2 separate regions of the Homo sapiens genome follow, and region 2 is linked to region 1. The links are chromatin loops, found by intact Hi-C in ENCODE. Cell type or tissue: adrenal gland. All regions are shown on one strand. Each heading gives the region's core, and the rest is flanking DNA. Links, peaks and the distances in the headings are about the cores only. Region 1 overlaps TAFA3 (TAFA chemokine like family member 3). Region 2 overlaps LRIG2-DT (LRIG2 divergent transcript).

The links. A loop is a pair of places that touch in the nucleus more often than their neighbours do. Peaks named below come from ENCODE experiments on the same cell type or tissue, not always from the same donor. Only the 100,000 strongest peaks of a DNase experiment are listed, where the experiment ranks them.
Region 2: it touches region 1 in a loop (3-fold over the local background); 78 of 110 quality-filtered maps call a loop at or near these places.

Annotation. Positions count from the first base shown.
Region 1 is chr1:112,719,642-112,733,925 of GRCh38, forward strand. It overlaps TAFA3 (TAFA chemokine like family member 3), which reads left to right. Exons shown (of 6, transcript NM_182759.3): 2 at 936-993; 3 at 2,592-2,707; 4 at 3,375-3,524; 5 at 4,372-4,496; 6 at 6,988-7,594. The coding sequence starts at 2,593. The coding sequence ends at 6,999. Among named protein-coding and RNA genes, the nearest start is that of TAFA3, 7.9 kb to the left of the region's middle. RefSeq lists a silencer at 4,203-4,407. In adrenal gland, for the core only: no CTCF peak of the experiment used is centred there; DNase peaks (open chromatin) are centred at 380, 2,870, 3,310, 3,750 and 1 weaker place; H3K4me3 peaks cover 598 bases.
Region 2 is chr1:113,035,501-113,051,281 of GRCh38, forward strand. It overlaps LRIG2-DT (LRIG2 divergent transcript), which reads right to left. Exons shown (of 3, transcript NR_103777.1): 2 at 12,923-13,061. Among named protein-coding and RNA genes, the nearest start is that of LRIG2-DT, 30 kb to the right of the region's middle. RefSeq lists enhancers at 6,219-7,138, 7,167-7,461, 8,060-8,979 and a silencer at 7,322-7,371. In adrenal gland, for the core only: a CTCF peak has its summit at 7,307 (motif pointing left); a DNase peak (open chromatin) is centred at 7,311.

The DNA.
Region 1 (14,284 bases), core at 1-5,000:
GTTCCTAGGAGAGATGCCTGAGTTGGATTGGAGGATGTTGCAGCTCAGAGGGAAATAGGATCACCTGAGAGAAGACAAAGCTGCATTTGTGATGGTCAAAAGGAGGGTTCCTGGAGGGCAGGGAGAAGAGATCTCTACTCAGGAAAGAGGCACATCTAGAAGAGTGGGAAGCTCAGCCCAGGGAGCACACCCATCCCCTGGGAACTGGCACCTCTTCTCTGTGTTCCTCCAGATTCCCCTTATGCTCTCGCTCCTAGGAGCTAGGACTCAGGGGTCTCTGTCCTTCCGGGGCCCCACCATCCTATATGTTTCAGTTCTGCCTCCCTTTAGAGAGGTGAGGGAAGAGAGGTTCTTAGGGAGAAATGGAAAGCTATTGGAGGCTGTGGCCTTCAAAGGCTCAGGGACCTGGAGTGTCCCCATTCCAGCCCTCTGGTGTGGGAATGGGGGCAAGGGATGCTAAGCCAAGCCAGCTCCATGTGAGTCCAGGAAGCAGGTGCCATAGTGGGTAGGAGGTGGAAGCAAAGAGGATCAGGGCCTCAGGTATCTCCCACGTGCCTCTTCCAGCAGGAATCTGTCAGGTTCTGCTCCTTCCTTGACCCTCAGCTCCCTCCCAAGGCCAGAGAGATGACAGCTGTGATTCTTAGACCCCTCCCTACCATCACCCTGCTTCACTCTTGGGATAGAGAAACTCCCTCAGGCCACCCTTCTCAGGCTCACCACCCTGTGTGATCCCAGAGTCTGCAAGAGCCCCTCCAGATTCCCAGGCCAGAAGAGACTGTCCCTGCCCTGGCACCTGAGAACAGCTTCAGAATTGGGCTGAACTTCAGTGCCCAGCCCACCCCCTTGCCCTCTCCCAGGTTCTCCTTCACCCCCTGCAGAGCCATCGGCTCCCTCTATCCTTTGCAACCCCCTATGAATCTTTCCTACTTGTCCAGGTGGAGTGAGTCTGAGGACAGCAGATGAACAGACAGAAACTGAAAGATCCCCAAAAAGGTAAGTGGGGAGACATTGAAGATGGGGAGTAGCGGGGGTGGACAGAGATCAAGTACCCTATCTGAGGAGCAACTGGGTCCTAGCAGTTGGTTTGGCCTCTGGTATTCCCAAAGCTGCACTGGCACTTGTGGGGGCCCAGCAGTGGTCCAGGCTCACCCCTGAGCTTTTGGCCTTGCTGCATCCTGGGACTTCTCCTGCTCCCTTCAATGGCTGGGCAGCTCCTAGCTACTCTGTGCCTCTTGCTTCCTTAGGATTCCCTCCATTTCCAGCCTACCCTTCAGGGTAGCTTTGGGAGGCCCAAACCATCAACGATGAAAGAGGAAAAGGAAAGGGGAAGAGAACAGAGGCAAGGTGGTGCAGTGGGCAGAGGGCAGGCTTCTAGGCTCTGAACTCTTCCACCCACATGCTGCCTGGCCTTGGGCAAGTCATTTGACTTCTGTTAGCCTCGGTTTCACCTCTTCCTTTTTAAATTTAAATTCTGTTTAAATTGAAGTGCTACTGCATTCCCGTGGTTGGCAGCTCAAAAAGCAAGAAATAAATCAGGAGAAAAAGTCTCTCTTCTACCTCCATCTCCCAACCAACCAGTTTCCCTTTTGGATGGCAAACAATATTACTAGTTTTAAAATATATTTTTCAAAGCTAGTTTATGCATATCTGAGCAACATAGATAATCCTTCCTTTATACACATTTTATTTTATTTATTTTTGAGCTAGGGTCTCACTCTGTTGCCCAGGCTGGAGTGCAGTAGCACAGTCATAGATCACTGCAGCCTCAAACTCCTGATCCTCTCACCTCAGCCTCTGGAGTAGCTGGGACTATAGGTGTGCACCACCATGCCTGACTAATTTTTTAATTTTTTGTAGAGATGGGGTCTTGCTATGTTGCCTAGGCTGGTCTCGAACTTCTGGCCTCAAGTGATCCTCCTGCCTTGGCCTCCCAAAGTGCTGGAATTAGAGGCATGAACCACCACTCCTGGCCTGCCTTATACACATCGTATACACACCATTCTACACTTTGCTTTTTTTCCCCCTTAACAGTGGATTATCACTGGAGATCACTGCATGTGTCAGGACATAAAGCAATTCCCCATTGGTTTTTTTACAGCTATCTGGATGGGACTGCATTTGTACAGACTCTTTACGATGTATTCAGCCAGTCTTTTACTGATGGTTGTTTAGGTTATGTCCTAGCTTTTTGAGCTTTGGTTTTCTCATCTGTAAAACAGGTAATAATAATGTTGCTTTGTAGGACAGTTGTGAAGAATTCAAGAGTGTGCATGTGAAGTGCTGGAACCAAGCACTCAAAGAGTAGGAGTCAGTATTATTGTCCCTCCCATGTCACGACCCTCCATGGGCCCATAGCTAGTTCATCCTCCAAGATGCCTCTTAAATGTTGTCTCCTCCAAAGGCTCTCCTTTTCTTCCTGCAGCACTCACTACTGCCTGCATGACTCTGTGCCAGGTCGAAAGATGCCTGGGGACAAGGTGTGCCTCCTCCCCATCTTTGTGCCTCCCAGAGTGTGTGGCACAGAGAAGGTGCCCAGGTGCACAGGGGAGCTTCTGCCTGGAGCTGAGCAGAATGTGTGCTTCTCTCCGCAGGATGAGTGAGAGGGTCGAGCGGAACTGGAGCACGGGCGGCTGGCTGCTGGCACTGTGCCTGGCCTGGCTGTGGACCCACCTGACCTTGGCTGCCTTGCAGCCTCCCACTGCCACAGGTTTGGAGGAGGTGGCAGGGCCCGGGGAGGGAGTTTCCCAGGACACCTGGGGAGCTGGACACCACTCCACCGTGTTCCATAGCAGGCAGGTCTCCCAGGCAGAGTAAAATCCAGAGATTCTAGGGGTTCCGGCTCCTCCTCTGCTCTTTACCCAGGAATCTCTGCCCACCCCAGCTGTCCCGCCCCAGAGAAGGTCTGGGCAGACCCTTTGCTCACCTCTCCTTCCAGGCTGGAAGGTGTTCTGTAGTGAGAGAGGCCCTCGGGTGAGGGCTTATCTCTAGCCTCCTGGCCTAATTCTATGGTTTTCCTTCTGGGATGGCTAAAGCCTGTGTAAGCGGATGATCCTCCCCACGCATTGTAAGCCCTGGGGCCCTTGCCCTCACCCTGAGGAAGCTGGGGAGGCGGGGCTGGTGCGGGACTCTGTCTTCTGCCCAGGGGCCGTGCTCTGCCAAAGGGTGAAGAGCACAGGCCTCACAGGGGAGGGAGGAAGAATAGGAGCTCTGTGAAGCGGCGGGAAGATTTCATCCACTTCCTCCTCCCCTGCCACTGGCAGTCTCTTCCATAGCCCTCCCTGCAGCAGGGAGGAGGGGCTGGAGGCCAGCCCGGGTGGGCGGGAGGGAGCGGGGTCGGGCGTGTTGGGCGTCTGATCCTGGGCGGCTCCCCTCAGTGCTTGTGCAGCAGGGCACCTGCGAGGTGATTGCGGCTCACCGCTGCTGCAACCGGAACCGCATCGAGGAGCGCTCCCAGACGGTGAAATGCTCCTGTTTTTCTGGCCAGGTGGCCGGCACCACGCGGGCAAAGCCCTCCTGCGTGGACGGTGAGTGAGAGGCCAGGACCCGGGCAGGGCCCTGAGCAGAGCCATAAGGAGGCCTGTTCAGGCCTCGCCATCTGCTGGGGATACAATTTCATACCCGTCTCAGGGCTTTCATGAGCAGTCTCAAATGGTGGGGCCCCCTCTGGGAGAAGAGGGCAGACGTGGCCATCCCTGTGTCATAGATGAGAAAAGCTCTTGTTATGCGCACAGCCTCCCACACTCACGTGCCCTCTGCCTGTTGCACACACAGGAGCGTTCCCTCACACAGCCCCACTCCTCTCCCCACACACTTCCTCCAGCTCCTTCCCCTGCTGCTCCTTCCCCTGGCTGTCTCAGCCTACTCTCCTCTCCTTCTCAGCCCTTCTCTCACACTTTCCTATGTGGACACGTGTGATCCTTCACACCCACACTCATTACCCTAACACTCATTTGGCACCCCATACACATGCCCACTGTGTCACGCGCATACCAGCTATGCCAGCTATGCACTCCTGGTCTGTAGACCCCTCCAGACGACTCACACCCTTGCTCACACACCACAGAGGGAGTATACTGGTTGTGCATCGATGCTAGTGACATGGTCACCTTAGAGACATTTTTGCCTGCCTTCACCCGTCACTGTCTGGGGAGATGCAGGGATCGGTGGGATTAAAGTTGAGAGGGTTACGTCCCCAGGCCTCAGGCTGAGTACTGCCTCTCTGGGCAGCCTGGAGTAGGGGAAAGACAAGGGAAATGCATGGCTCAAGGCCAGGGGTGTGTGGAAACGTGCACCTCATTCGCAGACCTGCTCTTGGCTGCCCACTGTGCTCGTAGAGACCCTAGAGCTGCACTCCGCCTCCTGCTCCCACAGCCTCCATCGTCCTGCAGAGATGGTGGTGTCAGATGGAGCCCTGCCTGCCGGGGGAGGAGTGTAAGGTGCTCCCGGACCTGTCGGGATGGAGCTGCAGCAGTGGACACAAAGTCAAAACCACCAAGGTACCCTGGGTGGGCACCTCATCCCACCCTCCCCTTCCCTCTCTACCAAGGGCAGAAAAGGGGGCACAGGAGCCTTGGAGGTCTAGGATGTCAGTGTCCCAAGGTGAGATCGTGAACCATGAAATTCACAGACAGTCCTCTCAGGTCTGTTCTCACTGGGGACTGGAGTTAGGGGGGTCAGGACTTGAAATCCAGTGTGTCCTGGGAAGATTCTTGATGTCCATATACGCTGGTTTCCTCCTGTCTGCCTGGAATTAGTTTGCCTCCAGAAAATATCAGGCCTATAAAAACATAGTCCATGGAATACTATGCAGCCATAAAAAATGATGAGTTCATGTCCTTTGTAGGGACATGGATGAAATTGGAAATCATCATTCTCAGTAAACTATCGCAAGAACAAAAAACCAAACACCGCATATTCTCACTCATAGGTGGGAACTGAACAATGAGATCACATGGACACAGGAAGGGGAATATCACACTCTGGGGACTGTGGTGGGGTGGGGGGAGGGGGGAGGGGTAGCATTGGGAGATATACCTAATGCTAGATGACGAGTTAGTGGGTGCAGCGCACCAGCATGGCACATGTATACATATGTAACTAACCTGCACAATGTGCACATGTACCCTAAAACGTAAAGTATAATTTAAAAAAAAAAAAACAACATATTAGAGCAGCAAAAAAAAAAAAAAAAAAAAAAAAGAGCTTAAAACAGAACTACCATTCAACCCAGCCATCCTATTACTGGTATATACCCAAAGGAAAATAAATCATTTTGCCAAAAAGACACATGCACTTGTATGTTCATCAAAGCAGTATTCATAATAGCAAGGGCATATAATCAGTCTAGGTGCCAATCAACATTGAATAGGATAAAGAAAATGTGGCACTTATATACCATAGAATACTACACAGCCATAAAAAAAATAATGTTTTCTGTAACACCCTGGTTGCAGCTGAAGGCCATGATCCTAAGGGACTTAGCATGGCAACGGAAAATCAAATACCACATGTTCTCACTTCTGAGAGCTAAACATTGGGTACACATGGACATAAAGATGGGAACAGTGGACGATGGTGACTACCAGAGCAGTGAGAGAGGGAGGGGAGCAAGGGCTGAAAAACTACCTATTGGGTCCTATGCTTACTACATGGGTAATGAGATCAATGGCACTCCAAACCTCAGTGTCATGCAATATACTCATGTAACAAACCTGCACATGTAATCCCTGAATCTAAAATAAAAGTTGAAATATTAAAAAAAAAAAAAAAAAAAACATAGTCGAGAATGGGAAAAATTATAAGATAATTGAGGGAGGAATTGCTACTTCTACCTGAGCTCCAGGTACAGTAGTCACTCTGTCACTCACCTCTGCCGTGACCATCCCCCACCCCCACCCCATTCCCACTGTTGTTGACTCCCTACAGTTCATACCTACCCTCCTCTAGTCAGATTTCTCTGTCCACTGTCACAGCACCCAAGAGGATTATTATTTTCATGGTTTGCTGCCTGCTCCACAGAACAAGGGGTAATTAAATTTTTTATCAAACTCGTTAGCAGCTCCATGTGTGTCATGGCTAATCAGCCGCATTGCTCTGCCGTCACCATTGGTACAGAAGAGTGACACTGCAGGGCAAGCCAGGGTTCTGCCTTTGGCTTTCCTTCCCTCCCACCACACACAGCAAACAAGCAAACACATAAGAAAATAGAGAAGGAGGGCTGGGTGCGGTGGCTCATGCCTGTAATCCCAGCACTTTGGGAGACAGAGGTGGGTGAATCAAGAGGTCAGGAGTTCAAGACCAACCTGGTCAACATGGTGAAAACCCGTCTCTACTAAAAATACAAAAATTAGCTGGGCATAATGGCACACGCCTGTAATCCCAGCTACTTGGGAGGCTGAGGCAGGAGAATTGCTTGAACCTAGGAGGCAGAAGTTGCGGTAAGCAGAGATCATGCCACTGCACTCCAGTCTGGGCGACAGAGTGAGACTCCATCTCAAAAAAAGAAAAAAAGAAAAAAAAATAGAGAAGGAAAGGCAGCCTTTGGCTTCTGAAGAGAGCAACCATTTTCACAGAGCACACAACAAAAGGAGCTACAGCAAGAAAAAGTTTGGCTCTAAAGTAGAGCATCCTCTCTCTATCCGGAGGCAGGGATGAGGGACAGCCATTCTGAGTATATTTAAGATCAGAAGAGAATGAGACCCACTACAGAGCTTGTGACATTTGTCACCATGTTATAGGTTTGGGTTTGTGGCCTGTAAGGAAGTGCTTGCAATTTGGGTAGCTACTCTGAAGCAAACAGTGGGGAGGCTTGTCTGACGTATGTTTGCATGGGTCACCAGGCCATGCTTTCCCATTCCGGCCTGCTTTAGGGTGAGAGGATTGGCAGCAATGTCCTCTAAGTGACCTGCATATTCTGGGTAGTCTCTGGCATGCTGGAATGGAATAGGCATTCCCTTCTCTAACCTTACCCTCTCGCTTCTTCACCAGGTCACACGATAGCTCTTGGGGGTCACGGCCTGGACAAGAAAGGCTTGACTGAGCCGTGAACTGAAGAATGGTATCCAGTCATCAGCCAGGAAAGATGGGGATTCACTTACATGCCTCATGTCAAATGCAGCATCAGTCTTTCCGGGGCATTTCAGTTAAGCTGCTCAGCAGATATGGATGGATCTGCAATCACATACCTAATGTGGAGCTGGGCTTTTCTGGAGACACGAAGGTCAACACACAATTCCTGCCCTTAAGGAATGTCCAGTTGAATTGGAGAGTTGATGACAGACAATTTAGATAATTTAGGTTAAAGTACTTGATACCAGACTGCGGCTTCTGGGCCACATGCTATGGCATGATGGGGGTTTGGGAATGAGATTCCCACAGTTCTTCAGATACCCTGTGGCCACAGGGCATAGAAACAAGAGGTCACATTCAGCACCCACCACCTCCCTCTTTCGCATCAGTTCTGAATCCCCAGCAAGCTGTTAACATGTTGCAGGAAAACACTCTCCCCTTATGCCAGACCAGCAGTATCTCATTTGGATGGGATTGGATTGACTTGCGGAAGGAAAGTAAAAATAAAGCCAAATAACTTCCCAAATCTTTGGCACAGGTATGGGCCATTCATTGGGTATGGGATGGACAGGACTTTAAAATCATCTCCATCCAAGCACCTCAGGTTTTTGTTTGTTTGCTTATTTTAACAGATGAGGAAGCAGCTCCAGAGAGGTGAGGCAGTTTGCCCAAGATCTCATAGCCTGGGCTCCCAGACCTCTAAGACTGATGACTTTCCACTAGCCTGAATAATAGGATTCCAACGTAGGCCTCCCATGTTAATTTTATGTCAAGTTACTGGAACCAGCAAAGTACAGGCTGGACAGCAGCAACATTTTTCTTGGGAGATGCTAGAGCAGAGACTTTTACTAAGGTCACTGTTCTCCTGTCTGAAATAATCCAGAATATCCACACACCGGGATGTGGGACCATCTGGTCTCCACTCTACTCTCATCCTCCAAATTTCAAGCAGGCCTTATGACACCCAGAGGTCACTCAACTCAGTTACAGCTGGGGCTCAGCTGGCATCTCCATTGCCCACTCTGACCCATCTCTTCTGGGGTCTTTGGGCTATGATTCTCAGAAGGTCTGGCTCCAGGAGAAATTCTGGGTGGGATGTAGAACTGGTTAGAGTCTTCTCTTTTCAAAGGCCCCTGCTGGGCAGCAGGGGTGGAAGGCTAGAGCCTCCGTTTAGAATTAAAGGTCAGTGCAGTCAGGCTGACACTAGATGGCTCAGGGATGACACATAGGCTTCAGGGACTCAGAGGCATGGGCTACTTAGATATCTCATCAGTAAGAGAATTGCAGCCTCTGAGACTGTGGGTGTTGAGATCACCAAGGCCTTAGGGAGGGGGGTGTCAGTAGAGACCCACCTGGACGATGCTGAATTCTGACCCTCAGAAAGACAAATCAGATGATAGTTTGTGGCTGAGTCTCAGCTTCTCCCTCCCTCCCTGCTCAGTAGAACCAAGACTGATATTCCCCTTTTCTTGCCCTACTCCAGTTTATTTTCTTGTTTTTGACAATGGGGTGAACAATGGTGCCAGCTTCTTACTAGAGTGTAAATATCAGAACTCACAACTCAGAATCTCTGCCGATGGTGGGCTCATGGGGTGGGGTAGGTAGGGAGTTGGTCAAAGATCGTCCCCTCTCCCCTCTCCCCTCTCCCCTCTCCCCTCTCCCCTCTCCCCTCTCCCCTCTTCCCTCTTCCCTCTTCCCTCTCCTGCCATGATCTCAGCTCGCTGCAACCTCCCTGCCTCGGACTCCCGTGATTGGCCTGCCGAGTGCCTGGGATTGCAGGCACGCGCCGCCACACCTGACTGGTTTTTGTATTTTTGGTGGAGACGGGGTTTCGCCGTGTTGACTGGGCTAGTCTCCAGCTCCTGACCTCGAGTGATCTGCCCGCCTTGGCCTCCCGAGGTGCTGGGATTGCAGACGGAGTCTCGCTCACTCAGTGCTCAATGTTGCCCAGGCTGGAGTGCAGTGGCGTGATCTCGGCTCGCTACAACCTTCACCTCCCAGCCGCCTGGCTTGGCCTCCCAAAGTGCTAAGATTACAGCCTCTGCCTGGCCGCCACCCCATCTGGGAAGTGAGGAGCGCCTCTGCCCGGCCGCCGCCCCGTCTAGGAAGTGAGGAGCGCCTCTGCCTGGCCGCTGTGCAATCTTCCAAGTGTGAAGTGACAGCCTTTCTGCAGGTGTACCCAACAGCTCCGAAGAGACAGTGACCATCGAGAACAGGCCATGATGACGATGGCGGTTTTGTCGAAAAGAAAAGGGGGAAATGTTGGGAAAAGAAAGAGAGGTCAGATTGTTACTGTGTCTGTGTAGAAAGAAGTAGACATAGGAGACTCCATTTTGTTCTGTACTAAGTAAAATTCTTCTGCCTTGGGATGCTGTTAATCTATAACCTTACCCCCAACCCTGTGCTCTCTGAAACATGTGCTGTGTCAACTCAGGGTTAAATGGATTAAGGGCGGTGCAAGATGTGCTTTGTTAAACAGATGCTTGAAGGCAGCATGCTCTTTTAAGAGTCATCACAACTCCCTAATCTTAAGTACCCAGGGACACAAACACTGCAGAAGGAAAGCCGCAGGGACCTCTGCCTAGGAAAACCAGAGACCTTTGTTCACATGTTTATCTGCTGACCTTCTCTCCACTATTTTCCTATGACCCTGCCACATCCCCCTCTCCGAGAAACACCCAAGAATGATCAATAAATACTAAAATAAATAAATAAATAAATAAAATAAAATAGTGGCTAGACAGAAAAAAAAAAAGAAGAAGATCGTCATTACCTCCTTTAAGGTTGGAGGATGGAGGGTGGGGATGGATTAAGGGATTGGCAAACATTTTCTGGAAAAGGCCAGATAGTAAATATTTCAAGCTTGGCAGCTCACATACAGTCTCTGTTGCATACTCTTTGTTTTTATTGTTGATTTTTTGTTTGTTTGTTTGTTTCATTTTGTTTTAAAATATCTTTAATATACAAAAGCTAGTCTTATTAATAGCTCAAGTCTTAGCTGTATAGAAACAGAATCTGGGTCTGTTTCAGAAGGATGCCAATCTGATGAACCTTTGAAGGCAGGCCATCTCTGCAGTGTGGGACTGCCTCCCAGCCTCCTTGCCTGACTTCTGTGCAATGGGAACCTGAGCATGAGGGCTGGGTCAGGTTTTGTTTTTCTCCTAATGCTTCTTGAGAGATTGGTGAGTGAATTATTTAGGCTACAAATGAGACAGCTTTAGCAGAGTCAGACAATAACAGCCTGTTCTCCTGGAGGCCAGAATAGGGGCTTTTCTCCAGTCATTCTGCACCCTCAAGACTGTGTCCAGGAAGGAGGGAGAGGGCTCGAGCCCCCTGCCCATCTGCTGCATCCACAAGCTGGTGGGCTCTGAGCTGGGGATTGAGCCTGAGAGCAGGGATCATGCTATACAAACTCTCTCCTGAGTTGCCAACCACTGCCAGCCTCTGCCTCAGCCAAAGTCTGGGTTCTGCAACCTTCCCTGACCTCCCTCACCCCTGCTACAGAGAAGACCTCTTTCCTTTGACACATGCTGGAATTTGCTAACTCCTAATTCATTTTTTTTAACTCCTCAAGCCTTCATTTCCTCCTTACCTTTTCATATATTTTTTTGGTGGGCCTTGAGGGGTATCTTTTATATAGCCAGAAGACCCCTACATAGGAGGGTCTGATGGAGAAGGGAAAGTGTCCCACCTCCCCCACAATAGCATCCTAGGGTCCTGTTTCCAACTGAATCAATATTTATGTGCGTTTTTTAGCTACAGTTTAAAAATGCAAATTAATTTTCCTGGAACATAGGGTTCCTGGAGTCATTTATCTTCCTCTTCTCCCCTTACTGGATTGGAATCTCAGTCCCTGAAGTTAGCTGGTACCCACACTGTCCTCAGCTGTGAAGGCCTTAGGAAGGTTACCAACCACAGGAGATCATGTGGCTAACTTCTGTTGGCATCCTAGCAGTTTCATTGAGGCCTATGAGTGACATCCTAATTAACGGTCCCCAGACAGTTGCCTGGATTGAGGCTGCAACTTCCTAAAATCACAAGCTTACAGCTAGAAGGGATTTTAATGTTTTCTTTCTTTCTTTTTTTTTTTTTTTTTTTTTTTTTTTTTTTTTTTTGAGACAGTGTCTCCCTCTGTTGCCCAGGCTGGAGTACAGTGGCATAATCATGGCTTACTGCAGCCTTGGCCTCTTGGGCTCAAGCAATCCTCTCACCTCAGCTTCCTGAGTAGCTGGCACTAATGGCATGTGCTGCCACATCCTTTTTTTTTTTTTTGTAGAATAGAGACAGGGTCTTCCTATGTTGCCCAGACTGGTCTTGTCTTGAACGTCCGGCCTCGAGCAATCCTCCTGCCTCAGCCTCCCAAAGTGCTGCGATTACAGGTGTGAGGCACCACACCCAGCTTGCAAGGGATTTTAGAGACCAGTTAGCCAACTCCCTCATTTGACAGAAAAGGGAGGCTCAGAGAGGCTAGGTGATTTGTCACATAGCAAGCTGTTGATGTGTCCTGTCCAGTGATCCAGACGGTGTTCTTTCTACTACTACACATCAAGTTTAGATGAGGAACCTGAAAAGAAGCTGGGATTTTAACAAGGATGAATGTGAAAGTGTCCCATTCTAAAGTCAATCAACCTTGCGAGTGCAAGGGAACAGAATGAAGAATGGGAAACATGGAGAGATATATACACAGAAGGAGGGCAGGAGGAACAAAAAAGAGGGATTGAGATCACTCATTCAGAAGAACACAATGCACAGCACAAAATAATAAGAACAGAACTGATGCCACATCCAAAACAATTGATTTTTATCCTTTCTCAAGGAGACAGAATGGAGCCCCTGTTAACCTTAGAGAGATCAGCGAAGCCACTTGGATGGCTTCTGGGTTCTTCAGGCTGCATACTAAAGCCCATGGGCTAAATCTGGCCTGCTGCCTTTTTGTAAATAAAGTTTTATTGGAACTTAACTATGCTTATTTGTGTCTTCCTGTCTGACTATTTTTATACTAAACAGCAGAGTTGAGTCATTTTGAAGAGCCCATATGGATCACAAAGTCTAAAATATTTATCTAATCCTTTGTTTTTTGTTTTTGAGATAGAGTTTTGCTCTTGTTGCCCAGGCTGGAGTGCAGTGGTGCAATCTTGGCTCACTGCAACCTCCGCCTCCCGGGTTCAAGCGATTCTCCTGTCTCAGCCTCCCAAGTAGCAGGGATTACAGGTACACGCTACCACACCTGGCTAATTTTTGTATTTTTAGTAGAGATGGGGTTTCATCATATTGGTCAGGCTAGTCTCGAACTCCTGACCTCAGGTGATCCACCTGCCTTGGCCTCCCAAAGTGCTGGGATTACAGGCATGAGCCACCACGCCCAGCCCATTATCTGAGCCTTTGTACAAAAATTTTGCCAACTGATGCCTTGGTGTTTTAGTTGAATCTTTCTCAACATACTTTTGCAATCTGGAAATGATGACTCTGCATTGTTTTCCTGAGTTTAGGGATATATATACATATATATATTTGAGGCTGTGCCTCTGCCTGCTTTAATCCCTTCCAGTGCCACCTGTGATATCTAACAAGCAAAGAAATGAAGACGTAAAGACTAAGAAGCCAAGAGAAAGACTTCAGGACAGATGCTTCCCTAATATGCTGTCACACCCTAGATCAGTTCAGTTCATATTTTCCAGGTTCATGTAACTTCTGCTTTTAAGCTTAAGGAAAATAACTGCATGTGCACCCATGTGTGAAGATGTAATTGTGTGTGCATGTATGCTGCTGGTGTTTCTTTTTTTTTTTTTGAGACGGAGTCTCGCTCTATTGCCCAGGCTGGAGTGCAGTGGCGCTATCTCAGCTCACTGCAAGCTCCGCCTCCTGGGTTCATGCCATTCTCCTGCCTCAGCCTCCCGAGTAGCTGGGACTACAGGCGCCCACCACCGCGCCCGGCTAATTTTTTTTTTGTATTTTTAGTAGAGACGGGGTTTCACCGTGTTAGCCAGGATGGTCTCGATCTCCTGACCTCGTGATCCGCCCGTCTAGGCCTCCCAAAGTGCTGGGATTACAGGCGTGAGCCACTGAGACCGGACTTGCTGCTGGTGTTTCTGTGTGTCTGTGGATTTGAGTATCTCCATGCCTACAAGCAAGGACAATATTCACAATACATAAAAACCAGTTTAGCACAGAGACTGACTCATCAAGACAGGTGCCAGCCCAGGGCACACTGGCAGCACACAACCCAGCACACAACTGCACATTCCCACTCCTCCTGCTATGGCTGAGATGGACTCCAGAACAGAGGAAGGCTCACTTCCCTCTTCCCCACAATGTGAGCAGCTAAGATGGTTTCTGATTTCCTGGGACTTGTGATTTGTCATCAAGCGTGAGTCTAGGCATGTGCATGGGCACAGCAGCTACTGGGCTCATATGGCTCTAAACACTCTATTTAAAATAGATATGTAGACTGGGCATAAGGAGGACCAAGCAACTACCTTTCAAACCATACATGAGGGTACAAACTCCCCTTCAGTCTGGTCTAGAGGAAGTGGATTCCAGCCATTTTTAAAAGGCTAGATTGACCACAAGGCTGGGTGATTGGCGATACACCGTAGCTTCTATTAGTGAAACTCTACCATGTGTCAAACATATATTAAATGGGACTCTTCCCATCTCAAAATTCGGACAGAGGCCCTAAAGATCAGGTAAAATAAAATTGACTATCAACTATACTAAACTCCTCCCACATTCTAAATCAAAATGCTAGACTTGCAAAAGGGGTGATGAATAGCTGTTACCCACCTCCAGACTGCATGAGAAAGGGCTAAGAACTAAGGTTGAAAAGCAGGCGGTAGTGAAGATCTGACTGGAGAGAGTTGTCACTTTCTTCCACCCTGGCCAATGGTGTGATTCTTTCTTACTGTAAGCCACTTCAGAGGGGGTTCCAGAGAAGAACTCCAAGAGCTTGACTTGAATCCATTGGAGCGTATGGGACCCAGGAACTCAGACCTGAAAATAATCTGAAGGCGAGTGGCTATGGCTGGCTGGTTGCTCTGGAGAGAGTCCAGAGGACCACCTTGAGAGTGAGCTGCCCCCAAGAGCTCAGCAGAGCGCGATGTTTGCATGTTTTCCACAGGCCAAAAGTGGACTGCCCAAGAGGGCTGCCTGGAAGAGAGAGGTGAACCCAGCTAGGGAGGGATTACCGAAGCCAGGAGTCTGAGAGGGAGTCATAAGT
Region 2 (15,781 bases), core at 4,455-9,454, 320 kb after region 1:
AGTTTAAAGAGCTGTAAGATAGAATTACTGGCTTTTTGTGATTAATATAATAAAACTATGAAAGCACTTTGTTTTGTTTTTTGGAGAAGGAGTCTCACTCTGTTGCCTAGGCTGGAGTGCAATGGCATGATCTCGGCTCACCGCAACCTCCGCCTCCCAGGTTCAAGCGATTCTCCTGCCTCAGCTTCCTGGCTAATTTTTGTATTTTTAGTAGAGACGGGGTTCCACCTGGCTGGCCAGGCTGGTCTTGAACTCCTGACCTCAGGCGATCTGCCCGCCTCGACCTCCCAAAGTGCTGGGATTACAGGCTTGAGTCACTGAGCCCAGCCGAAAGCACCCTTTTAAAGGAATCTACAGGAATATAAATATAGTAATTTGATATTACCATCATCAATTTAGAAAATTCATGACTACACTTTTTTTTTTAAATTTTTATCTTTATATATTTATTTGAGACAAGGTCTTGCTCTGTTGTCCAGCCTAGAGAGCAGTGGCACATCACAGCTCACTGCAGTCTCAAACTTCTGGGCTCAAGCCATCCTCCCAGCTCTCATATCACACTCTTTAATTTTACATTATTTCTTTTTTTTTTTTTTGAAATCATATTTTGAATCCATTTCTATGTAATCTTGTACTAATATAATTAGTGATTAAAAACATTTTATGGCCGGGCACAGTGACTCGTGCCTGTAATCTCAACACTTTGAGAGGCCGAGGTGGGCAGACCACCTGAGATCGGGAGTTCGAGACCAGCCTGACCAACATGGAGAAACCCCGTCTCTACTAAAAATACAAAATTAGCCGGGCATGGTGGTGCATTCCTGTAATCCCAGCTACTCGGGAGGCTGAGGCAGGAGAATCGCTTGAACCCAGGAGGCGGAGGTTGCAGTGAGCCGAGATCGTGCCATCGCACTCCAGCCTGGGGGACAAGAGTGAGACTTCGTCTCAAAAAAAAAAATTTGGAATTGTCCCTTTGATGCCTTACATGCTTTTTTCACCCCAGAGTAATGCATCATTTGTCAGGATTAGGGAAGAGTAAGAGATAAACTTTTTTTGATAAAGTGAGAAGAGGGCAATTGAGAAAATGAGATGGGAAAAGAAAATCAGGGCTGCAGATGTCCTCTGGGGCGCATCAAATTGAGGATCTAGAAATTGATTTCTTTGAAACTAACCACTGCCCTGTACTCCTTGGAAAGTATTTACATACCTACCCTAACCACTACTGGCAGCCCTAATGATCTCCATGTTAAATGTGTTTCTCCCAGCCACACCTGCCCAGAGGGAGAAACTGGGTCATGGTAGCAGTAACCAAGCAGTGCTCTTTGTTCCTTACCCCACCAGATTTACACAACCTATAACCCTCTCAGTGATCTTCTGAGTCATTCTGGAGTCTCTGGGGGTAGATTTCATATGCTCACTAATTGGTCTTCTTGGCCTCTTGGTGGTTTCTGCTCATTTCATTCATCTCCTATAGCTTGGCACAGTAGAACTGCTAGCCTCTTAGCTGCCAGAGCCAAACAGACTGTTCCATGTGAGAAAACCAACCTCCAGATTCCTGGGGCGTTTCTGGTGTAGTGACCTTCCAGAGGGAAATCTACCCCTACTCCTATCCAGTACTCTTCCCTGCCATGAGGGGATTTAGAAGGGAAAGCACTCCCTGCTGACAGTTCTTACAGGGGTTTGTGAAACAAATAATCCCATTTGGTCACCCTTTTGGTTGAGAAGTGGTGATAAATGCTCGAAGTGGTCTGAAGTGCCAGGTGCTATAAAAGAACAGAAAGGGGCCTGTGATCCCTGACTGCACTTTATATTTCAGCATTACCCACTATTTTTTCATATCCCACGACTCAAGATTCCCTCTCAAGTCTTTGCTCTTTGATCTCCTTGATGAACTCACATTCACCCTTCAAATCTCATCTCAATCCCTTCTTTCAGGATGTGTTCCCATTCCGCTAATGCCCTTGAGGGTTTTCTGCTATCTCCATGCTTTTACTACATTTTGGTTTATTTGCTCTTACTATATATTTTCTTGTTAGTCTTTGTATCCAGTTAAACTATGGGCTCCTGAGGGTGTTGGGACTCAGGAGATACCACATTTAAGTATGACTGTAGGAGACAGAAATATGCCACCCCAAAACATGCCTTTTTGGCATATTAATAATTTCCGGCTGGTTATTTTGAGAAATTGCAGACATAGGAGTAGCTTTGGAAAGTTACTCTTGTAAGAGAAATGTGCAGTTGACCCTTGAACAACATGGGTTTGAACTGCACAGGTCCACTTATACTCAGATTTTTTCTTTTTTTTGAGACAAAGTCTCACTCTGTCACCCAGGCTGGAGTGCAGTGGCACGATCTTGGCTCACTGCAACCTCCACTTCCTGGGTTCAAGCGATTATCCTGCCTCAGCCTCCTGAGTAGCTGGGATTACTGGTATGCACCACTACACTGGCTAATTTTTTTTTTTTTTGAGATGGAGTTTTGCTCTTGTCACCCAGGCTGGAGTGCAATGGCATGATCTCGGCTCACCGCAACCTCCGCCTCTTGGGTTCAAGCGATTCTTCTGCCTCAGCCTCCTGAGTAGCTGGGATTACAGGCATGTGCCACCATGCTCAGCTAATTTTGTATTTTCAGTAGAGACGGGGTTTCGCCATGTTAGCCAGGATGGTCTCGATCTCCTGACCTCGTGATCCACCCGCCTCGGCCTCCCAAAGTGCTGGGATTACAGGCGTGAGCCACCGCGCCCAACCCAGAAATGTTTTTTAAATTAAGAAAAAGTTGGGCCGGGCACGGTGGCTCACGCCAGTAATCCCAGCACTTTGGAAGGCCAAGGAGGGTGGATCATGAGGTCAGGAGAGCGAGACCATCCTGGTTAACACGGTGAAACTCCATCTCTACTAAAAAAGAAAAATACAAAAAATTAGCCAGGCATGGTGGTGGGTGCCTGTAGTCCCAGCTACTTGGGAGGCTGAGGTGGGAGAATGGCGTGAACCCGGGAGGCGGAGCTTGCAGTGAGCCGAGATCGCGCCACTGCACTCCAGCCTGGGCGACAGAGCGAGACTCCATCTCAAAAAAAAAAAAAAAGAAAAAGTTGAGTGTGTCATAAATGCATAAAATATATGTAGATACTAGTGTACTTTATTATTTACTGCCATAAAAGATATATAAATCCATTATAAAAAGTTAAAATTTATCAGAGGCCAGGCATGGTGGCTCACACCTATAATCCCAGCACTTTGGGAGGCCACCAGGCGGATCACCTGAGGTCAGGAGTTCGAGACCAGCCTGGACAACATAGTGAAACCCTGTCTCTACTAAAAATACAAAAAATTAGTCGGGCGTGGTGGCACATGCCTGTAATCCCAGCTACTTGGGAGGCTGAGGCAGGAGAATTGCTTGAACCCGGAAGGCGGAGATTGCAGTGAGCCGAGATCATGCCATTGCACTCCAGCCTGGGTAACAGAGCAAGACTCTGTCTCAAAAAAAAAAAAAAAAAAAAAAATCAAAACTTACACATAAGTACACTTACAAACACTTGCACCATTCACAGTGGAAATAAATGCAAACAAATATAGAGATGCAGTATTAAATCATAACTGCATACAATTAACTGTAGTAGGCTGGGCACAGTGGCTCACACCTATAATCCCAGCACTTTGGGAGGCTGAGGTGGGTAGATCAATTGAGGTCAGGAGTTCAAGACCAGCCTGGCCAACATGGTGAAACCCCATCTCTACTAAAGATACAAAAAACAATCAGCCGGGAATGGTGGTGCACGCCTGTAATCCCAGCTACTTGGGAGGCTGAGGCAGGAGAATCGCTTGAACCTGGCTACTCGGGAGGCTGAGGCAGGAGAATTGCTTGAACGCAGGAGGCGGAGGTTGCAGTGAGCTGAGATTGTGAACATTGCCCTCCAGCCTGGGCAACAAGAGTGAAACACTGTCTCAAAAAAAAAAAAAAGTGATCTCTCAGTTCTCACATAGTTTTCATCATGTTTAGTGCAATACCATAAACCTTGAATAACACCTTGGGACCATATGAAGTGCCATTAGTGATGCTGGAAGTGCTCCCAAGAAGCACAGAATAGTTATATCATTACAACAAAAAGTTGAATTGCTTGATATTTCCACAGATTGAGGCCTGCAGCTTGTACTTGTCTGCCATTTCGAGATAAATGAATCCAGCATAAGAACCATTAAAAAAAAAAAAAAAGGAAAGGAAATTTGTGAAACTGTCACTGCAGCTATACCAGCAGTCATGAAAACCTTGCACTTTTTGCAAACTACCTTTATATCTTGTATTGAAAATGCAACTTTTATATTGCATTTATTTTATATTTATTTTGGTGCAATATATTTATATTGGTGCGGTATTGCTATAAGAAATTCATACGTATATAGTCTAATATGATTCCAGAAAAAGCAAAGTCATTATATGACAACTTGAAGCAAAAAGAAGGTGAAATCTAAAGCGAGAGAATTTAATGCTAGCAAATGATTGTTTGGTAATTTTAGAAAGAGGTTTGGGTTTAAAAATGTCAAGATAACAAGAGAATTATTAGCTTCTGTCAACTAAGAGGCAGCAGATGATTTTCCAGACGTTATGAAAATCATTGAGGAAAAGGGATATCTACCTGAATAGGTTTTTAATGCAGATGAAAGTGCTTGATTCTGGGGAAAAAAATGACCCAAAGGACATTTATTAGTAAGGAAGAGAAGCGAGCACCAGGATTTAAGGCAGGAAGAGATAGGCTAACTCTACTGTTTGTACAAATGCAGTCAGGTTTAGATTAAGACTGCCCTTATCTGTAAAGCTGCTAACCCTCAAGCTTTGCAGGGAAAAGATAAATACCAGCTGCCAGTCTTTTAGTTGTGGAACAAGAAGGCCTGGATAATGAGAATCCTTTTCTCTGGATTGGTTCCACTGATGCTTTGTCCCTGAAGTCAGCAAGTACCTTGCCAGTAAGGGACTGCGTTTTAAAGTTCTTTTGATATTGGACAATGCCCCTGGCCACCCAGAACCTCATGAGTTCAACACCAAAGGTGTCAAAGTGGTCTATTTGCCCCCAAATATGTCTCTAATTCAGCCTCTAGATGGGGGGTTCATAAGGACCTTTAAGGCTCATTACACATGATACTCTATGGAAAGGATTGTCAACAGTATGGAAGATAACCCTGATAGGAACATCATGACAGTCTGGAAGCATTACACCATTGAAGACATCATCATTGTTACAGAAAAAGCTATGAAAGCCATCAAGCCCAAAACAATAAATTCCTGCTGGAGAAAACTGTGTCCAGATGTTGTGCATGACTTATCAGGATATATGACAGAAGCAATCAAGGAAATCATGAAAGAGATTGTGGATGTCCCAAAAAAGGTGGGAGATAAAGGGTTTCAAGATACAGATCTTGGATAAATTCAAAAGCTAATAGACACCACACCTGAGGAATTAACAGAAGATGACTTGATGGAGATAAGTGCTTCCAAACCAGAGCCAGATGAAGAGGAAGAACATGTAGAAGCAGTAGTTCTAGAAAACAAATTGACATTAGACAATCTGGCAGAAGGGTTCTGATTATTCAAGGCTGCTTTTGACTTCTTTTACAACATGAGCCCTTCTGTGATATGGACACTAAAACTAAAGAAGGATTGGTACCATATATGGAGGCTGGGAAGTCCCAAGATCAAGCTGCCAAAGAGGGCTGGTTCCTCATAAATGATGCTTTCTAAATGTGTCTCACAGTCTCCCTCCAGCTCTGTTTTTTGAGACGGAGTCTTGCTCTGACGCCCAGGCTGGAGTGCAGTGTCGCGATCTCAGCTCACTGCAACCTCCGCCTCCTGTATTCAAGCGATTCTCTTGCCTCAGCCTCCTGAATACCTGGGACTACAGGCATGCGCCACCACGCCCAGCTAATTTTTTAATATTTTTCGTAGAGATGTGGTTTCACCATGTTTGCCAGGCTGGTCTAGAACTCCTGACCCAAAGTGATCTGCCTGCCTCAGTCTCCCAAAGTGCTGGGATTACAGGCGTGAGCCACCACGCCAGGCCCCCCAGCCTCTTTTATAAGGCCACTAATCCCATTCATGGGGGCTGTAGCCTTCTGACCTAATCAATTCCTAAAGTCCCCATCTCTTGATTGGTATCACATCAGGGACTAAATTCCAACAGATGAATTTGTGGGGACATCAACATTCAGACCATAGCAGCACTTCTGTCTGTCTTGTTATCTTCTGCTGCATAAACAGAAGGGAGTAGTGCCTTTAAATCAGCCCAAGCGCCTCTGGGTATCTTGAAGATAACCAGCTCTTTCCACAGGCCTTTGTGACTCTGGAGGTTCTCAGATCTGGAGGGTGCTAAGGAGGGGACAGGTCAGAAGCCTCTGGGCATGAGTTGTTGGACACAGCCAAGGTCAGAAGAATTCTTGATTTTTAAGTAGGTAGAGCATCCATCTCTGCTGGAGGGGAAAGGAGGGGCCTTCTGTGATTCTTCTGCCAGTTGGGATGAAAGAAACAGTCAATGGAGAACCAGCCTATTATCTGAGCTCAGCCCTCTCCAAACAATGCTCTTGTTGATACATTCTCTGCTTCTTTTTCAAGGGGAGGGAACAGCTGTAGGCTGATCTATGAAATCTTCTGGCCTGGAATTGGAAGGATCTGGCCTGACTCTTCTGGGGGAGGCCATCATATCAGGATGTTATCCAAGCAAGCCCCTGGCTCAGATCTATACATTCTATTTCACTGCATTTGTGTACAGCAGTGCTGCTCAAAATGTGGTCAGTCCTCCACTGGCATCATTAAAATACCTTAGGAGTGTTAAGAATGCAAATTCTTGGGCCCCGGGAATTCCTGGGTAAGGCCCAGGAAGCTGTGGTTTAACAAGCTCGCCAGGTGATTTTTATGTTATGCTAAACTATGAAAAGTACTGCTATGTGGGATTCTCTCTCTCTCTCACACACACATACACATACACGCACACCACACAGCTACCTAAAACTCCTGCAGCTGCTAATGCCACTTGGTCATTTTCCTGTGGTTTTCCTCAGCAGGGCCCTGGGATTTGTTTTTCTCCACTGTGGACCTTGTTCATTTCCTGCTGCTTCCAAGAGGTTGGGAGAGGAAAGAGAGCAGGAATGAAGGCGGGAGGGGGAAGGGGTTAGCTAAGGCAGTGTAGCTTTCAAGAATGAAAAGGAAAAAGCTTAGTGACAGTGTTCCTTTGTGAAGAATTCAGCTTTATGTTGATGGAGCTGCAAGTCATTAGCAACCCAGGCATATGGCCCGAGTTGACCGGGTCATTCTCCGGGGCCAGATCGCCCTCTGCTGCTGACTGATAAATAACACTCTGGGACTCGAACTGCCAAGGAAAAGAGGAAGAGTCTCTGGGGCTAGGGTGGGAGGGAAAGAGGACATGACTAAGGCTAAGAGATCACAAAGTCACCAGGCTGTAGAAGAATCTTGTTAAATTCCTGTGTGCAGGAAAGGAAGAAGTAGCCAAATGAGCGGGCGTTTCTAGGACTCATTCAAGAAACAGTAGGATTCACCCAAGATCTCCACTAGCTCCTGTGATCCTAGCTCCCAGCTTAATGAGGCTCTGCAACCATTCTCCCTTTTATTCCTCACCTTTACCTCACTTGGAACATAAAGGGTGTTTAAAATGGGAAGACAGGCTGGGTGTGGTAGCTCACGCTTGTAATCCCAGCACTTTGGGAGGCCCGGGCGGGTGGATCACCTGAGGTCAGGAGTTCCAGACCAGCCTGACCAACATGGTGAAACCCCGTCACTCCTAAAAATGCAAAAATTAGCCAGGCATGGTGGCGCACGCCTGTAATCCCAGCTTTTCGGGAGACTGAGGCAGGAGAATCGTCTGAACCTGGGAGGCAGAGGTTGCAGTGAGCCAAGATCGCACCATTGTACTCCAGCCTGGGCAACAAGAGCGGAACTCCGTCTCGGAAAAAAAAAATAATTAAAAATAAAATGGGAAGACAGCCACAAAAAAGAAAAAAATGACAAAGTTTTGGTGTCGAGGCATTTAGGGGCAATTAGGCTTTTCAGAGGTTTTTGTTTGTTTTTTTGTTTTTGTTTTTTAATCTCCTTGTCTCAGACTTTCTTTGTTTCTTTTGCCTCCATGAAAGCCCTGTGTCTTTCAGTCTTTCTTCTCCTGCCAGGGAACTCTTACTCCACAGCTGTGGAGTCAGCCCTTCTCAGCCCTTCTCAGCCCTTGCCCCACTTTATTGCAGTTGGGAATGACAGTTCATGTGGGTCACTGGTGAAGAGAGCAAAGATTTGTTCACAGAATAAAAGCTCAGGCACAGCAGTTGCTCTGCCAGCCATGGGCAGTGACCCATTTCCTCCTTCTTCTTGCCTTTGTCCCTTCCCAGCTCAGACTATAGCTGGTCACTGAAGGTCTTCACCCCTCTACCACTCACCCTTGCGACTCCTGCTGGGAAGATAACTTCAGAGTCAGGTCTGGAAAATTACTTAAATCGCCCTAAGGGGCTGAGGTGGAGTAGGGGGAGGGGTGTAGGAGGTGGAGAATTGGGGGTGGAGATGAGAGTGCAGGTGGGCTGGAGATCAGTGCCATAGCCAAATTCTTCAGAATGTTTTCGTGTCAGCTCAGCACGATGGCTCATGCCTGTAATCCCAGCACTTTGGAAGGCCGAGGCAGGTGGACTACCTGAGGTCAGGAGTTCGAGACCAGCCTGACCAACATAGTGAAACCCAGTCTCTACTAAAAATACAAAAAATTTGCCGGACGTGGGGGCGGGTGCCTGTAATCCCATCTACTCGGGAGGCTGAGGCAGGAGAATCGCTTGAACCCAGGAGGTGGAGGTTGCAGTGAGCCGAGATCCCACCACTGCACTCCAGCCTGGGCTCGACAGTGCGAGACTCCATCTCAAATAATAATAATAATAATAATAATAAAACAAATAGAATGTTTTTGTGTCATGAAACACTCTAGCCTCTCCCCCAAGCACCCTCATGTATAGGGTGAGTCCATCTAAGTGAGGCCAAGCCCTTTAACCAAAACAAACATCTTTAAATAAAATTTTATTTGCTTCGTTTTTGGTCTACATGGGACCAAATATCTGAATCTACCACATTTGGATAATTTTGCCAATATTACCCCAAATATATGCTGGTTATCTGTTCGTATCACTACCTTGTGGTTATGGTACTTGAAGGACAATTTCGTCACTCCTAAGTCTTCATCGTGAGCAAGGTTTTTTGCATCTCTGGAGCAATAGTGTGCCTGAGTTGACTATAATCATGGGCGCTTTTGTTGGCAAGATGTGGGACTGGTCTCTGCACATACAGGCAGGTAGGGGGTTAAAGAGAAGAATGGTTACTAGAAGGCATGAATCACTTACATAATTTGCAGGGCTAAGTGTAGAATGAAAATTCAGGATATCTTTTATTCAAAAATTATTAAGAATTTCAAGATGATGACAGCAGAACACTAAGCATGAAGCCCCTTCTAAGACTGGGGACCTGTGTGATGGCATAGGTCACAGGCCCATGAAGCCAGCCCTGGTAGAAGGTACCCTAGGGAGGGTGTGGGCTAACAGATTCAAAGAGCAATGGGACATCCCCTTGTGTTTAGATTTTCCTCAATTTTAGTGTCATTCCCTTCTGTGATCCTCAAAACTTCTGTCAGGCTTTTTTTTCCTGGCACCTACTTGTTGGTTTTAGGTATTCTTTGGGGAGTAAAGGGTAGAGCCTGTGTCCAGGCTTGGGGAACCACATCTCGGGGAGAAAGCAACAGCAGTCAGGGAGAAGTCAGTCCCTAGATGGCATCAGGTGACCTGAGAGCTATGGAGCACAGCAAGGGTGGCAAATGTACTTGGGGAGGACACCTGCAAATGCCAGGGTCATATTGACTTTCTCCCAGTATTCCTGCCACAAACAAACAAACAATTAAGTAAAGGGAAGTCTAATAATAAGAATTAGCCTCTCAGGCCGGGCGCGGTGGCTCACACCTATAATCCTAGCACTTTGGGAGGCCCAGGCGGGTTGATTGCCTGAGCTCAGGAGTTTGAGACCCGCCTGGGCAACATGGCAAAAGCCCGTCTCTACTAAAAATACAAAAAATTAGTCGAGTGTGGTGGTGTGTGCCTGTAATCCCAGCCACTCAGGAGGCTGAAGCAGGAGAATCGCTTGAACCTGGGAGGCAGAGGTTGTAGTGAGCCAAGATTGCGCCATTGCACTCCAGCCTGTGTGACAGAGCGAGACTTTGACTCAAAAAAAAAAAAAAAAAGAATTAGCTTGTCATATTCCAGAGAAGACGATTGGAATCATTGAAATTTGTATATTAAAGAAAATGTCGGCCGGGCATGGTGGCTCATGCCTTTAATGCAGGCACTTTGGGATGCCAAGGCGGGTGGTCACGAAGTCAGGAGATCGAGACCATCCTGGCTAATACGGTGAAACCTCATCTCTACTAAAAATACAAAAAATTAGCTGGGCGTGGTGGCACGCGCCTGTAGTCCCAGCTACCTGGGAGGCTGAGGCAGGAGAATTGCTTGAACCTGGGAGGCAGAGGTTGCAGTGAGTCAAGATTGCACCACTGCACTCCAGCCTGGGTGACAGAGCAAGACTCCGTCTCAAAAAAAAAGAAAAGAAAATGTGGCTGGGGACAGTGACTCACGCCTGTAATCCCAACACTTTGGGAGGCCTAGGTGGGTGGATCGCTTGAGGTCAGGAGTTCGAGACCAGCCTGGCCAACACAGTGAAACCCTGTCTCTACTAAAAAAAAAAAAAAAACATAAAAATTAGCCTGACGTGGTGGCTCATGCCTGTAATCCCAGCTACTTGGGAGGCTGAGGCAAGAGAATGGCTTGAACCCAGGAGGCAGAGGTTGCAGTGAGCCAAGATGGCGCCACTGCACTCCATCCAGACTGGGAGACAGAACAAGACTCTGTCCCAAAAAAAAAAAAAAAAAAAAAGAGAAAATGTAACCTGATTCTGTAGTCTCAGGCTGATGAATTTTGGAACACTTAGCCGTATAATCAGGTGTCACTGGTATGGCATACTCCACAGTTTGGGATATAAATATAGTCTCATCTTTTATTTTTCCATTAATCACTTGAGAGCCCAACTGCAGTTAGTGGCAGGAGGTCCAGTATCTCCCTGGAGACCTTCCTACCAACCCTCTGAATTGTTCAAGAACAAGGGCTTCTGCCTGTCTTGTCAGGTCCTTGGGAGAGAGTGGAGGAGATGGTGTTCTCGTGTTAATTGAGGCTGAGAAAGCAGCACTGCTCACGTTTTGCTTTATTTTCTTCCTCTCCTAGGCAGAATCAGTGTTACATTTGTGGTCAGATGAGCTAACGACATCCTTCCTGACTTCTTTCTCAGAATTAGGAAACCCTGATTAGCATTTAGAACCTCATTTTCACAGACTTCACTCATTAAAACATCAAGACCTAGGTAACGCACCACTGAAATTTCATAATATGGAGGATATGTTTAAATATGTTTAAAATATGTATTTTTAACTGTGGTTAAAATATGTTTTTAAAATGTTTATGAGTCAAAATAATTAAAATTGCCATTTAACGTAAGAATTGATTGTTGCTTCTTCTTCTTCTAAGAGAGATGACAAAATTCTGTTTGGTGGGGAAATAAATCTCTATCTTATTCCCTGCTCTTCCCAGAAGCTATTGGGGGAGGCAAAAGGAAAAGAGAGCTCGAAGTGGTCCTGAGGGGTTGGATCTGGGGAAAATGCTCACAGGATAGCAGGGCACAGTCACAAAGCTAGCTCTGCAAAGAAGGCCTGGGGTTGAATAGGGGGTAGAGAAGTCAGTTGCTTGTGTAACAAAATTGAGGGGAATTGAGTTTCTGGGGAGGCCAAGGGAAAAGGAAGAGGTGCCCGAAAATGGAATTAGCAAGGAGGAGTTGGGAAAGAAATGATGGTCAGATGCACTTTTGCAGTGTTTCTGTCTCTCCACTGTAAACCTCCTCCCTCTCCAGGGTCTGATATACACACCAATACCTTTGGCTAATAACTAATAAAACAAGTAATTATGTAACATTTGCATGTACCATACTGTTCTATGTATTTTACATACATGAACTTATTTAATTGTCATAATCTTATGAAGTTGGTACTGTCATTATTCCATTTTCATAGATGAAGAAAATGAGGCACAGAGGGTGAGTAATTTGCCTATGAATACTCAGTTAATATTCTGAAGCCTCACTGGATATTAACATGCTATTATTTATTTAAATGTCAGTAATCCAATAGGTTAAAAACCATTGGTGAGAATGTAAATTACTACAACCTCTATGGAAAACAGTATGGAGATTTCTCAAAAAACTAAAAATAACTACCATTCTATCCAGTAATCCCGCTACTGGGTACCTACCCAAGGGAACATAAATCATTATATCAAAAGGACACCTGCACTCATATGATTATCTCAGCACTATTCACAATATCAAACATATGGAATCAACCTAAGTATCCATCAACCATAATTGGATAAAGAAAATGTGGTATATATACTCAACGGGATACTATTCAGCCATAAAAACAAATGAAATCATGTCTTTTGCAGCAATGTGGATGGAGCTGGAGGCCATTATCTTAAGTAAAACAACTCACACACAGAAAGTCAAATAACACATATTCTCACTTACAAGTGGGAGCTAAATAATGTGTACACCTATACATAGAGTGTGGAATGACGGAGCTTCAGAATGGTGGGAGGGGTTGAGGGTTGAGAAATTACTTAATGGGTACAATGTACACATTATTCAGGTGACAGATACACTAAAAGCCCAGACTTTGGCCGGGCGCAGTGGCTCACCCCTGTAATCCCAGCACTTTGGGAGGCCAAGGCAGGCAGATCACTTGAGACTGGGAGTTCAAGACCAGCCTGACTAACATGGAGAAGCCCCATCTCTACTAAAAATACAAAATTACCTGGGCTTGGTGGCACATGCCTGTAATCCCAGCTACTCAGGAGGCTGAGGCAGGAGAATCGCTTGAACCTGGGAAGCAGAGGTTGCGGTGAGCCGAGATCGCGCCATTGCACTCCAGCCTGGGCAACAAGAGCAAAACTCTGTCCAAAAAAAAAAAAAAAAAAAAAAGCCCAGGCTTCACCACTACAAAATATAACCATGTAACAAAACCACACTCCTTAAACTGTATTTCTTAAATTTATACAAATGAAAAAAACCTGGGAGATATTTAATGCTAAGAACACTGTGCAGGAGGCTTTAAATACATTTTCTCAGGCCGGATGCGGTGTCTCAGGCCCATAATCCCAGCACTTTGGGAGGCCGAGGCAGGCGGATCACAAAATCAGGAGATCAAGACCATCCTGGCCAACATGGTGAAACCCCGTCTCTACTAAAAATACAAAAATTAGCTGGGCATGGTGGTGCATGCTGTAGTCCCAGCTACTCGGGAGGCTGAGGCAGGAGAATCGCTTGAACCCGGGAAGCGAAGGTTGCAGTGAGCCGAGATCACACCACTGCACTCAAACCTGGTGACAAAGCGAGACTCCGTCTCAATAAACAACAACAACAACAACAACAAAAATGTTCTCATTTAACTCTAGCAACAATCTTGTATGGCAGCTATTACTATCCTCACTCCACAAACGAAGAAACTAAGGCATAATAAAATTAAGAATTTGCCACAAACCATACCACAATACTCAGGATTTGAACACAGATCTGGCAGACTTTTCCACCCATATGCTTAGTCACTAAGCACACTGCCTTTCAGAAGAAAGAAGACCTGGTCAGTACTTTCCTAAGTTAAACGGTGCTTTAACAAACGGTTAAAGACTCTGGGTCTGTTTAACTTAGAGAAGTAAAGGGAGTGGAGCTATTTTAAAATATTTTTAAAGTCTTATTTAGAAAATATGGTTCCTGAGGGCATAATTAGGGCAAAAAGATAGATCACTTATCTGCTCCATGTAAGTTTATAATCGTTGGAACTGTCCAAAAAGGGAATGAACTGCTTAGAAAAGAATAATTTGTGTGTACATGTGTCAGGTCACTAGGTACTGGGATAGAGCAGTGACCTAAGTTCCTGTCCTCAGGGAGTTTATTTCCAGTGTTTCTTTTTCTTTTCTTTTTTTTTTTTTTGAGACAGAATTTCACTCTTGTTGCCCAGGCTGGAGTGCAATGGCGCAATCTCAGCTCACAACCTCCACCTCCCAGGTTCAAGTGATTCTCCTGCCTCAGCCTCCCTAGTAGCTGGAATTACAGGCATGTGCCACCACGCCCAGCTAATTTTTTTGTATTTTTAGTAGAGATGGGGTTTCTCCATGTTGGTCAGGCTGATCTCGAACTCCCGACCTCAGGTGATCCACCTGCCTCGGCCTCCCAAAGTGTTGGGATTACAGGCGTGAGCTACCGCGCCCAGCTATTTCCAATGTTTCTAAGTTTGCAAGGAAAATATGGCTGGTGGCCTCTCCAGATTCCTTCCAGAAGTGGTGACATACCCATTGGGCCTATACTAGATGGGCACTTGGATTGGTGAAATCTAAGTTTGCAATAAACTCAGTAATTCCTATTTGTCTCTTTTTTTTTTTCCTTTTTGTGGAGAACAGGGTCTCGCTATATTGCCCAGGCAGGTCTCGAATTCCTGGGCTCAAGCTACCCTCCCGCCTCTACCTCCCTAAGAGCTGGGATTACAGGCGTGAGCCATCACGCTCAGCAATAATTCCTATTTGTAAACATTTGGATAACTGGATGTTTACAACTTTATTAAAATGTTTGCTACTCACACATTGAAAAGGAAACAGCTCCCATGTTGCCACTACCACTCTACCCAGGTCCTCTCCTCAGTCACTCACAGCTGTTGCTATTGTTGTTTTAACAGTTATTCAAATCAGATTGGTTTGTATGTGTACACAGACTTGTACATAAACATTCAGAACAGTTTTATTTGTCATAAACAACTGGAAATGACTCAAATGTCCATCAATAATGCATGGGTAGACAAATTAAGGTACATCCATACCATGGAAATACAAAAGTATGAAAAGGAATCAACTATTGATACACATAACAATGTAGACAGATCTCAGAAACCTTATACTGTGTGGAAGAAGCCAAGAAAAAAGAGTACATGCTGTACTATTTTATTTATATAAGAGTTTAATGTATAAACTAATCTATAGTGACAAGGCAGATCAGTGGTTGTCTGCAAACAGGGTTGGTGGGTGGGGGAGTGAGGGATGGATTACAGAGGAGCATGAGGAATGATGGGTGATGGATGGTGCATTTTTTTTTTTTTTTTTGAGACAGAGTCTTGCTCTTGTTGCCCAGGCTGGAGTGCAATGGTGCGATCTCAGCTCACTGCAACCTCTGCCTCCCTGGTTCAAGTGATTCTTCTGCCTCAGCCTCCAGAGTAGCTGGGATTACAGGGACCTGACACCACGTCCGGCTAATTTTTGTATTTTTAGTAGAGACGGGGTTTCACCATATTGGCCAGGCTGGTCTCAAACTCCTGACCTCGTGATCTGCCCTCCTCCGCCTCCCAAAGTGCTGGGATTACAGGCATGAGCCACCGCACCCGGTGGATAGTGCATTTTTAATCTTGACTGTGGTTATGGTTTCACGAGTATATGCATATGTTGAAACTCACCAAGTTGTACACTTAAAATATATGCAGTTTATGTTACGTCAGTTATACTTCAATAAAGCTGAAATTAAAGAAAAAGAAAATGTGTGAAAGGAAATACAGGAAATTCTAAGCAGTACCCTTTGAAGTTAGGACTGTGGTAAGGGATGACTTAATTTTCCTTTTTTGTGCTGTTTAAAT